3 separate regions of the Homo sapiens genome follow, and regions 2 and 3 are each linked to region 1. A link is a contact called in ENCODE Hi-C or POLR2A ChIA-PET data. All regions are on one chromosome and are shown on one strand. Each heading gives the region's core, a stretch centred on a gene start or an enhancer-like site at or near the end of the contact. The rest is flanking DNA. Distances are from core to core; before and after follow the strand shown. Region 1 holds the start of APOC1 (apolipoprotein C1). Region 2 has its middle 7.5 kb from the start of CBLC. Region 3 overlaps LOC107985306 (a long non-coding RNA gene).

Evidence for each region. A loop is a pair of places that touch in the nucleus more often than their neighbours do. ChIA-PET counts read pairs that join two places held with the same protein, here RNA polymerase II (POLR2A). Pooled maps may share reads with other maps.
Region 2: a loop to region 1 is called in a pooled map, with 4 times the contacts of the local background. The contact joins the enhancer-like site here to the promoter of APOC1 in region 1. A Hi-C loop is called at or near these places in 4 of 50 pooled maps. POLR2A ChIA-PET finds 5 or more read pairs at or near these places in 5 of 52 experiments (HepG2, PC-9, WTC11 and 1 more).
Region 3: a loop to region 1 is called in a pooled map, with 3 times the contacts of the local background. The contact joins the enhancer-like site here to the promoter of APOC1 in region 1. A Hi-C loop is called at or near these places in 4 of 50 pooled maps. POLR2A ChIA-PET finds 5 or more read pairs at or near these places in 3 of 52 experiments (CD8-positive, alpha-beta memory T cell, activated CD4-positive, alpha-beta T cell and activated T-cell).

What each region holds. Positions count from the first base shown.
Region 1 is chr19:44,912,893-44,916,594 of GRCh38, forward strand. APOC1 (apolipoprotein C1) reads left to right here and starts at 1,716. Exons shown (of 4, transcript NM_001645.5): 1 at 1,716-1,841; 2 at 1,980-2,057; 3 at 3,298-3,433. The coding sequence starts at 2,000. RefSeq lists enhancers at 1-511, 1,270-2,029, 2,030-2,787 and a promoter at 729-1,855.
Region 2 is chr19:44,768,552-44,772,246 of GRCh38, forward strand. No RefSeq gene overlaps it. Among named protein-coding and RNA genes, the nearest start is that of CBLC, 7.5 kb to the right of the region's middle. Within about 2 kb of position 2,185, at least 4 of the 41 ENCODE cell types and tissues checked have a DNase peak (open chromatin) inside an H3K27ac peak, as active enhancers do.
Region 3 is chr19:44,687,808-44,691,650 of GRCh38, forward strand. LOC107985306 (a long non-coding RNA gene) reads left to right here. Exons shown (of 3, transcript XR_007067268.1): 2 at 1-209; 3 at 425-737. Among named protein-coding and RNA genes, the nearest start is that of CEACAM16, 9.4 kb to the right of the region's middle. RefSeq lists enhancers at 1,400-1,901, 1,902-2,401. Within about 2 kb of position 1,529, at least 2 of the 41 ENCODE cell types and tissues checked have a DNase peak (open chromatin) inside an H3K27ac peak, as active enhancers do.

The sequences.
Region 1 (3,702 bases), core at 466-2,965:
TTGGGGAAGTAGGGGGGCCCCTGGGGCTGACAGGGACTGGAAGCTCTGAGCTGGCCAGAGGGATGTTGCAATCCTGCCAGGGTCTTGTCTATGCTGTCCTTTTCACAACCATCCCCCTACTGCCAGGCTGACACGTGGTTGCGGGGGCACAAGGCCAGCCAACCTAGAGTCTGAGGCTAGGCGGAGGACACCCTCCCCACCAGCTGCCAGGGTCACTGGCGGTCAAAGGCAGCTGGTGGGGAAGGCATTGGACTCCAGCCTTGGGGGACGGATGTAGTGATGGTGGGAAGCAGGCTTGGTGCCAGGAGGGGCGTCAGAGGGTGAATAAAAGCAGATAGAGTGTTTGGGGGAGGTAGCCAGCCAAAGGGGGTGAGGCCCGGTGGAAGGGAAGAAGGGACATACACGCAGAGCTTTGCAGCTGAGGGTTTTAATTTTTTGAGATGGGGTCTCTGTCCCACCAGGCTGGAGTGCAGTGGCACAATCACAGCTCACTGCAGCCTCGAACTCCTGGGCTCAAGCAATCTTCCTACCTCAGCCTCTTGAGTAGCTGGGACTACAGGCATGCGCCACCACGCTCGGCTAATTTTTGAACTTTTTTGTAGAGATGAGGTCTCCCTATATTGCCCAGGCTGGTCTCGAACTCCCAGGCTCAAGTGATCCTCCCTCTTCAGCTTCCCAAAGTGCTGGGATTACAGGCATGAGCCACCATGCCTGGCTAATGCAGGTGAGGTTTTTGCAGTGTCATCCAGCTAAGGCGACCCGTTCCCCTCCCAAAAAAGGGAGACTGAGAACCATGAAGTTAAGAGCCCAGAGAATATCACGGTGGTCTGGGGTGCTTCAAGGGCTGGTCTGGAATAAATTGGAGGTGGCACGCAGGGTAGGAGCGCCGGGCCAACTGGGAGACCCAGCAACATAAAGGAAAAGTTGTTGGGGCTGAGGAGGCTTGCTGAGAGAGGGGAAGTGAGGGAAAGAGGTGATCTAGGGACACGGTGTGAATGAGGGGGGGATGAGATCACAGGGTTATTACTGGGAGACCCCTGAGGGAAGATGGCCACAGGGACAGGACAAGGCTGTCTTCTTAAGGGAGGAGACCACCCCTCATATTGTCTTATGCCCAATTTCTGCCTCCAAAGAAAGAAAAAGTAAAAACTAAAAGGCAGAAATGAAATCCACAAGCAGACAGCCCGCGCCACACCCTGGGCCTGGTGGTTAAAGATTGACCCCTGACCTAATCCGTTAGGTTATCTATAGATTACAGACATTGTATAGAAAAGCACTGTGAAAATCCCTATTCTGTTTTGTTCCGATCTAATTACCGGTGCATGCAGCCCCCAGTCACGCATCCCCTGCTTGTTCAATCGATCACGACCCTCTCACGTGCACCCACTTAGAGTTGTGAGCCCTTAAAAGGAACAGGGATTGCTCACTCGGGGAGCTCGGCTCTTGAGACAGGAATCTTGCCCATTCCCCGAACGAATAAACCCCTTCCTTAACTCAGCGTCTGAGGAATTTTGTCTGCGGCTCCTCCTGCTACATTCTGAGTGGGGAAAGGGACTAAGGTGGTCTGAGGACCCCACAGAGTCAGGAAGATTGAGAGGTGAGAGTGCTGAACGGGGAGGGGCTTTGGGGCTAAGGGAAGTGCCCGGGACCCCACCTGACCCCAACGCTCACGGGACAGGGGCAGAGGAGAAAAACGTGGGTGGACAGAGGGAGGCAGGCGGTCAGGGGAAGGCTCAGGAGGAGGGAGATCAACATCAACCTGCCCCGCCCCCTCCCCAGCCTGATAAAGGTCCTGCGGGCAGGACAGGACCTCCCAACCAAGCCCTCCAGCAAGGATTCAGGTTGGTGCTGAGTGCCTGGGAGGGACACCCGCCTACACTCTGCAAGAAACTCAAAAAGGGAGATGAGGGGATCGTGGGAGGGAGGTAGGGAGGGAGGAGGGTGCCACTGATCCCCTGAACCCCTGCCTCTGCCTCCAGAGTGCCCCTCCGGCCTCGCCATGAGGCTCTTCCTGTCGCTCCCGGTCCTGGTGGTGGTTCTGTCGATCGTCTTGGAAGGTAAAAGTGGGATGGGAGAATTGCGGAGTTGGAGATTTGGAAGAGTGAAGGTGGCTACAGGCCTGGGGTCCCGGCTTAGAGGACCTCTGAGAGCTCCGGGGCCCCTTCTGGGTCGTGGTTGCCTCATCGTGGTCGGGTGGGTCTCCAGGTTCTCCCAGGCTCAGTCCCGCAGGCGCCAAATCTGCGCAGGAGAGCACTAGCAACCGATGACGTATTGAGGCCCACACCTCTGGGATTGGCTGTCCTGCTTCGACAGCCTTGAAAGTGGGTAAGCTGGGTGGGGGGCTCTGGGAGAGGTCAGTGCTGAGTAAGGCAATTCCCAGCAGCTTGAGCCCCACCAGGTCACTCCAGTATTCCTCCCCATTCTTTTTTTTTTTTTTTTTTTTTCTCTTGAGACGGAGTCTCGCTCTGTCGCCGAGGCTGGAGTGCAGTGGCGCGATCTCGGCTCACTGCAAGCTCCGCCTCCCTGGTTCACGCCATTCTCCTGCCTCAGCAGGACTACAGGCGCCCGCCACCGCGCCCGGCTAATTTTTTGTATTTTCAGTAGAGACAGGGTTTCACCGTGGTCTCGATCTCCTGACTTTGTGATCCGCCTGCCTCGACCTCCCAAAGTGCTGGGATTACAGGCGTGAGCCACCGCGTCCGGCCATTCCTCCCCATTCTAACCACATGATCCCCAAGGATCTCTATCCATCCCGGTATCCCAACCTAAGGGGGTTCCAATAACAAATTTTTGGCCGGGCAGGGTGGCTCATGCCTGTAATCCCAGCACTTTGGGAGGCCGAGGCGGGCAGATCACTTGAGGTCAGGAGTTCGAAACCAGCCTGGCCAACATGGTGAAACTTCGTCTCTACTAAAAATACAAAAAAATTAGCCAGGTGTGGAGGCACGCGCCTGTAGGCCCAGCTACTCGGGAGGCTGAGGCAGGAGAATCACTTGAACCCGGGAGGCGGAGGTTGCAGTGAGCCGAGATCATACCACTGCACTCCAGCCTGGCTGACACAGCAAGACTCCGTCTCAAAACAAAACAAAACAAAAATAGCTGGGTGTGGTGGTGCACACCTGTAATCCCAGCTACTTGGGAGGCTGAGGCAGGAGAACTGCTTGAACCCGGGAGGTGGTGGTTGCAGTAGGCCGAGATCATGCCACTGCACTCCAGCTTGGGCTACAGAGCAAGACTCCATCTCCAAAAAAAAAAAAAAAAAAACAAATTTTGAACCCCTGCCCATCTTCCTGGCAGGCCCAGCCCCAGCCCAGGGGACCCCAGACGTCTCCAGTGCCTTGGATAAGCTGAAGGAGTTTGGAAACACACTGGAGGACAAGGCTCGGGAACTCATCAGCCGCATCAAACAGAGTGAACTTTCTGCCAAGATGCGGTTAGAACCCTTCCCAGGGCACGGGAGAGCTGGGGTGTGTTTTTGGGTGGAGCCCTGGCAGATGGTCCAAGATGAACAGATTGAAAAAAAAACAAGTCCTGGAGAGGCTGACAACATCCCTCTGGTCACACAGCTAGATCTCAAGGTGCTCAGACTTCAAGGACAGTTTCCCTGACTCCCATCCAGGCCATATTTTAAAAGATGGTCTTGGGCTGGGCACGGTGGCTCATGCTTGCAATCCCAGCACTTAGGGAGGCCGAGGTGGGCTG
Region 2 (3,695 bases), core at 935-3,434, 140 kb before region 1:
GGGCTCCACTCGCTTGTCCTCACCACATTGAGTAAACCCAGAAAGACAGAGGACATCTCTCCTAGATGCGTGTGTGAAATCTGCCAGATTCTAAATGCCTGGGACATTCCAAAAAGTGACTTTAAGAGCATTGGCCGGGCACAGTGGCTCACACCTGTAATCCCAACCCTTTGGGAGGCTGAGGTGGGAGGACAGACTGAGCCCTGGAGTTCAAGACCATCCTGGGCAACATGGGTAGACCCCGGCTCTAACCCCGAACATGGTGGCACGTGCCTGCAGTCCCAGATACTCAGAAGGCTGAGGTGGGAGGATCGCTTAAGCCCAGGAGGTTGAGGCTGCAGTGAGCTGTGACCATGCCACTGCACTCCAGCCTGAGTGACAGCGAGAGACTTTGCCTCAAACACACACACACAGAGTCAGGGGACGGTGGCTTACACCTGTAATCCCAGCACTTTGGGAGGCCAAGGTGAGTGGATTGGCCAGGAGTTCAAGACCAGCCTGGGCAACATGGCAAAATCCCATCTCTACAAAAATTAGCCAGGTATGGTGGCACCCACCAACTTGAGAGGCTGAGGTAGAAGGATTGCTTGAACCCAGAGGCAGAGGTTGCAGTGAGCTGTGATTCAGCCACTGCACTCCAGCCTGGGCGACAGAGGGAGACTGTCTCAAAAAACAAAAAGAAAAAAAAAGAGTGTGAGAGGTAAACAGAACACATCTTTTCTTTTTTTCATTGTTTGTTTGTTTTTTGAGACGGAGTCTCGCTCTGTCGCCCAGGCTGGAGTGCAGTGGCGTGATCTCAGCTCACTGCAAGCTCCGCCTCCTGGGTTCATGCCATTCCCCTGCCTCAGCCTCCCAAGTAGCTGGGACTACAGGCGCCCGCCACCACGCCCGGATAATTTTTTATATTTTTAGTAGAGATGGGGTTTCACCGTGTTAGCCAGGATGGTCTCGATCTCCTGACTTCATGATCCGCCCGCCTCGGCCTCCCAAAGTGCTGGGATTATAGGCATGAGCCACCGCGCAGCCGAACACATCTGTTCTTTAAGTGTGTTTTCAGACCTTCACATAAGCCAGACTTTTACTTTATAGAAAGGGAAACTGTGGCCCAGGGATGGAAGAGACTGACTTGGTGAATCGATAGGTCTGGGATTCCATGATTCACCATAACCAACCGACCAAATCTGTCAGCATTCTTGGGACAACCAGCATCGTGTGCCTCCTGATATCATGTACAGAGAAGGACACAGCATCACTTCTGTAACACTCCTGCCACCAGAATCTAATCACAAGGAAACATCACACAAACCCAAATCAAGGAGACCTTCTCCAAAAGAACTAGCCTATAATCTTCAAAAATGTCAATTCCATGAAAAACAAAGAAAGGCCAAGGAACCGTACCAGACTGAAGGAAACCGAAGAGATGAAAACTTTTTGCTATGACAGATAGTTTGGGGACAGCTGGCAATTTGCATACAGGCTGCACTGTTGGATACTACTGTCACTGAGAAATGTACACTGCTCCTCTGTACTGTGGTGGTGTAAGAGAACGTCCTTACACTTGGAAATGCAACTGAAGCATTTAGAGGCAAAGGGACGTAATGTCTGAAACTATTCTTGCAACTTCTCTGTAACTTTAAAATAATTTCAAAAGAAAAACAAATGATTTCAAAGTAAAAGTCATGGTTTAAGAGTCTGTGATTTTGGCCAGGCGCGGTGGCTCTCGCCTGTAATCCCAGCACTTTGGGAGGCCGAGGCGGGCAGATCACTTGAAGTCAGGAGTTCGAGACCAGCCTGGCCAACATGGTGAAACTCCGTCTCTACTAAAAATACAAAAAATTAGCCAGGTGTGGTGAGATGCGCCTGTAATACCAGCTACTCGGGAGCGTGAGGCACGAGAATCGCTTGAACCCGGGAGGCGGAGGTTGCAGTGACTAGAGTTCGCGCTACTGCACTCCAGCCTGGGCGACAGAGCGAGACTCAGTCTCAAAAAAAAAAAAAAAGAAAAGAAAAGTCTATGGTTTAAGGTTCTGTGTTTCCGAGTATCTCTAAGTCTGTGCATGCATTTGTGGTCAGAGTCTGGGGAGCTGGGGGCGTGAATGGGCTGCTTCAGACACTGCTTTGAGGGTGTGACCAGGACCTGAGGGTGTGGTTAAGGTGTAGGGGTGGGGCTAGGCCCTTGGGGGTGGGACCACAGTCCCAGAGGCGTGGCCAGGGCCTCGAAGGTATGGCCATAGTTTGAGGCGTGGCCGAGAAACTCCGTTCCCAAGGGAGGTGGTAACTCTGTGCTCAGAGCGCCCTCTTGTGGCTATCCTCAGGTCTCCACTTTTTATTCAATAGCTTTATTTCGTTTTATTTTTTTCAACTTTCATTTTAGATTCAGGGAGTACATGTGCAGGCTTGTTACCTGGGTATATTGCATGATGCTGAGGTTTGGGGTACGACTGATCCCGTCACCCAGGTACTGAGCATAGTACCCAACAGTTTTTCAACCCTTGCCCCCTCCCTTCTTCCCTCCCCACTTTAGCAGTCCCCAGTTTCTATTGTTGCCATCTTTATGTCCCTGAGTACTCAACGTTTAGCTCCCACTTACAAGTAAGAATGAGCGGTATTTGGCTTTTTCATCCAGCCTAACTGTTTTATTGAGATATAATGTGTATACCATACAATTTACCTCTTTAAAGTGTACAATTCTGGCCGGGCGCAGTGGCTCATGCCTGTAATCCCACCACTTTGGGAGGCCGAGGTGGGAGAATTACTTGAACTCAGGAGTTCAAGACCAGCCTGGGCAACACAGAGAGACCTCGTCTCTATAAAAATAAAAATAAAATTTTAAAAAGTGTACAATTCAGTGACTTTAGTATATTCACAAAATAGTGCAATTATCACCAGACTTTTTTTTTTTTTTTTTTTTTTGAGATGGAGTCTAGCTCTGTCGCCCAGGCTGGAGTGCAATGGTTCAGTCTCAGCTCACTGCAACCTCTGCCTCCCAGGTTCATGCCATTCTCCTGTCTCAGCCTCCCGAGTAGCTAGGATTACAGGTGCATGCCGCCATGCCCGGCTAATTTTTTATACTTTAGTAGAGACAGGGTTTCACTGTGTTGCCCAGGCTAGTCTCGAACTCCTGAGCTCAAGCAATCCACCTGCCTCAGCATCCCAAAGTGCTGGGATTACAGGCGTGAGCCACCATGCCTGCCTCACCAGATTCTATTTTAAAACAGTTGTTCACCCCAAAAAGAAACCTCATACCCATTAGTAGTCACTCCCTATTTCCCCTCAACACCCTTCCAGCTCTAGACAACCCATAACATACTCTCCCTTTTTTGTATTTTTGGACATAACATAGTTGTACATATTGTGGGGGTACATGTGATGTTTTGATACATGTATACAATGTGCAATGATGAAATCAGGGTAACTGGGATATCCATCACCTCGTTTATCTTTTCTTTGTGTTTAGAACATCACAATTATTCTCTTGTAGCTTTTTTTTTTTTTTTTTTTTTTTTTTGAGATGGAGTCTCGCACCGTCGCCCAGGCTGGAGTGCAGTGGCGCGATCTCAGCTCAATGCAAGCTCCGCCTCCCGAGTTCACGCCATTCTCTGCCTCAGCCTCCAGACTAGCTGGGACTACAGGCGCCCGCCACCAGGCCCGGCTAATTTTTTGTATATTTAGTAGAGACGTGGGTAACACGGTAA
Region 3 (3,843 bases), core at 279-2,778, 230 kb before region 1:
ACATTCTGTGATGTTCACACAACAATGAAATCGCCTAAAGACTCATTTCTCAGAACATATCCTCATCATGAAGTGACGCATGGCTGTATTATCCAGTGGAACATTATTCAGCCATGAAAAGAAATGAAGCCCTGACACATACTGCAGCAAGGATGACCCTGAAAACGCTGTGCTAAGTGAAAGAAGCCAGACGCAAAGGACTCCATATGGTAGGGTCCCATTGCTATGAAATGCCCAGGCAATTCATCAAGACAGAAAGTGGATGTAGTAGTTGTTGGGTTGGGAGGAAGGGCGGAATGGGGAAGTGACTGCTCATGGATACAAGCTTTCTCTTAGGGGTGATAGGATGTTCTCAATGTTTTGTTTGTTTGTTTTCTTTTGTTTTGTTTTGTTTTTTGAGATGGAGTCTTGCTCTTTCACCCAGGCTGGCATGATCTCGGCTCACTGCAACCTCCGCCTCCCGGGTTCAAGCGATTCTCCTGCCTCAGCCTCCCGAGTAGCTGACATCACAGGTGTATGCCACCACACCTGGCTAATTTTTGTATTTTTAGTAGAGACAGGGTTTCACCATGTTGGCCAGGCTGGTCTCGAACTCCTGAGCTCAGGCAATCCGCCCACCTCAGCCTCCCAAAATGCTGGGATTACAGGCATGAGCCACGGCATCTAGCCATGTTCTCAAATTGATTGTAACGATGGCTGCACAACTCTGTGAATTTACTAAAAGCTATTGAATTGTACACTTTATTTTGGTTTTGTTTTCATTTTAAGAGACGGGGTCTTGCTCTCTCGCCCAGGCTGGAGTGCAGTGGTTACGATCTGGGCTCATTGCAGCCTCAACCTCCTGGGCTCAAGTGATCCTCCTTCCTCAGACTCCTGAGTAGCTAGGATTACAGGCGTGCACCACCACGCCCGGCTAATTTTTGTATTTGGCAGAGACGGGGTTTCACTGTATTGTCCAGGCTGGTCTCGAACTCCTGACCTCAAGTGATCTGCCTGCCTTGGCCTCCCAAAGTGCTGGGATTACAGGTGTGAGCCATGGCACTCAGCCCGCATTGTATACTTTACATGGATGAATTGTGTGGTATGTGAATTACACCGCAAAACCGTTTAAAAAAGAAGAAAGGGTGGAGCCTTTCTGAACCTATTCTGGTTCAGAGGCTGCCAGATTCGCAAAATATTTTTTAAAAGAAAGAGAGAAATGGGGTGGGGGAGGGAGGAGGAGTGTGGGGGGGAAGAGGTGGAGAAAGAAAAGAAAGAGAAAAAAAAGAAAGAGAGAAAGCAAGCGGGGAGGAAAAGAGGGAGCGAGGGAGTGGGGAGAGAAAGCAGGCGGGTTTGAGAGGTCAGTACTGAGTCGGCAGGAGGGGATAGCTGGAGACCGGGGTCGGGGTGTGTGAGTGGGGACAGTGAACATAAGTGCATCTTGTAGCACCTGATTCATTGTCACTCCAGAAATGTCACCTTCTTTCACTGTTTGGGGTTTGTGCTTATTGGGTCGTCACTATTGCCAGACTTGCTGCAAGAGAGGGTCAGCCCTGAGCCAGCAGGGGGCAGCAGAGCACCACACAGATCATGCACAAGCGCTGCAGCTACCTTGAGCCCCCCCATGCGCCCACCCCGTCTCTGCCCCTTTCTTTACCCCTCTGGGAACCCAGAGAGTCTATCCAGCTCTCCAACCCCAAACCTGGACACCTCCCTCCCCACTCTCACGGCAGGCACCAGGCCCTGCCCTCCAGGCCTCTTGAACTTGGCCTTCCCCAGTACCTGCAGCCCAGCCCTGGGCCAGGCAGCTTCTCTCCCCTCCCTGCCCCAGCCTCCCGCCTGGACTCCTCCCCACTCCCATTCTCCTACCACAGAGCAGCCCAAGGGATCTTTCTAAAGCCCAAACTCAACCTAGCCCCTTCCTGCTCAAAACCATCCATGGCTCCCCAGTGCCTTAGAGTCCAAGCTCCTCACCACTGCCTCCAACGCCTGCAAAGTCCAGGGGACGCTCAGTCTCATCTCTCAGCACCCACCGCCCTCTCACCTTCACCCCTGGTCTACAGTCCCCCAGATTTAACTTCTTTCTGTTTCCCCACACACTGTGTTCCATCTCACTTCCAGGCCCTTGCACACCCCCAGGCACACAGCTCCACTCTTCCTGCCCACCCCATTCACCCTCCAAGTCTCAACTCATACACCTCCTCCTCCAGGAAGCCCTCCTTGACCTCCAAGCTGGGTCAGATCTCTCCTGTGAGCTCACCTACCCCAGCCCCGCCCAGTCTGGGCCATCACTGCCTGGGGATGGGTCTGTCCCGCTGAACTATGAGCCCTATAAGCACAATTGCTATCTCCATCACTGAGGGGCTCCCAGCACTGACCAGCACAAGGCAGAGGCCCAAGGAGTGTGGATGCTCATTATACACATCCTTCCCTTTCCCAACCTAGCAGTCCCCATTCATTCATTGACAAACGTCTGTTGAGCAACTACTATCACCAAACTCTGTTACATGAACTTGACTGGCATGAGAGAGGTGAAGATAAACCAGCCCAGCTCCTACTCTCAGGGAGCTTGAGGTCTAGTAGGGGAGATGACCTGGAACTCAATGTAATAATAATAATTAATAATAAACATTACCGAGCACTTATTATACGCCATGCACTATGCTAAGGGCTTTACATTTATTCACTGATATCCTCACAACGGTTCTGTGAGTGAAGTTATACCATTGAAAGTAATGGCAAAGCCAGGCGCAGTGGCTCACTCCTGTAATCCCAGCACTTTGGGAGGCCGAGGCGGGCAGATCACCTGAGGTCAGGAGTTCGAGACCAGCCTAACCAAGATGGAGAAACCCTGTCTCTACTAAAAATTAGCTGGGCATGGTGGTGCATGCCTGTAATCCCAGCTACTTGGGAGGCTGACGCAAGAAAATCGCTTGAACCCAGGAGGCGGAGGTTGCGGTGAGCTAAGATCGCGCCATTGCACTCCAGCCTGGGCAACAAGAGTGAAACTCTGTCTCAAAAAAAAAAGTAATGGCAAATTGGCTGGGCGCAATGGCTCACTCCTGTAATCTCAGCACTTTGGGAGACCGAGGCGGGCAAATCACAAGGTCAGGAGTTTGAGATCAGCCTGGCCAACATGGTGAAACCCATCTCTACTAAAAATACAAAAAATTAGCTGGGTGTGGTGGCAGGCGCCTGTAATCCTAGCTACTCAGGAGCCTGAGGCAGAAGAATCGCTTGAACCAGGGAGGCAGAGGTTGCAGTGAGCCGATATTGTGCCACTGCCCTCCAGCCTGTGGGACAGAGCAAGACTCCGTCTCAAAAAAAAAAAAAAAAGTAATGGCAAAAGCCACAATTACTTTTGCACCAACCTAGTACTGTGATTATCCCCATTTTACAGATGAGGAAACTGAGGTTAAGTAAGTGAAGCTGACCAGGCAAAGTGGCTTATGCTTTTAATCCCAGGACTTTAGGAGGCAAAGGCAGAAGGACCGCTTGAGCTCAGAAGTCCAAGATGAGCCTGGGTAACAGCGAGACCCAGTCTGCACACACAAAAAAATTTATTTATTTACTTTCATTTATTTATTTATTTATTTATTTTGAGATGGAGCCTCTCCCTGTCACCCAGGCTGGAGTGCGGTGGCACGATCTCGGCTCACTGCAACCTTTGCCTCCTGGGTTCAAGCGATTTCTGGCTTATTTTTGTATTTTTAGTAGAGACGGGGGTTTTACCACGTTGGCCACGCTGGTCTTGAACTCCTGACCTCAAGTGATCCACCCACCTCGGCCTCTCAAAGTGCTGGGATTACTGGCGTGAATTACCGCACTGGGCCAAAAATATTTAAAAATTAGCCAGGCGTGGTG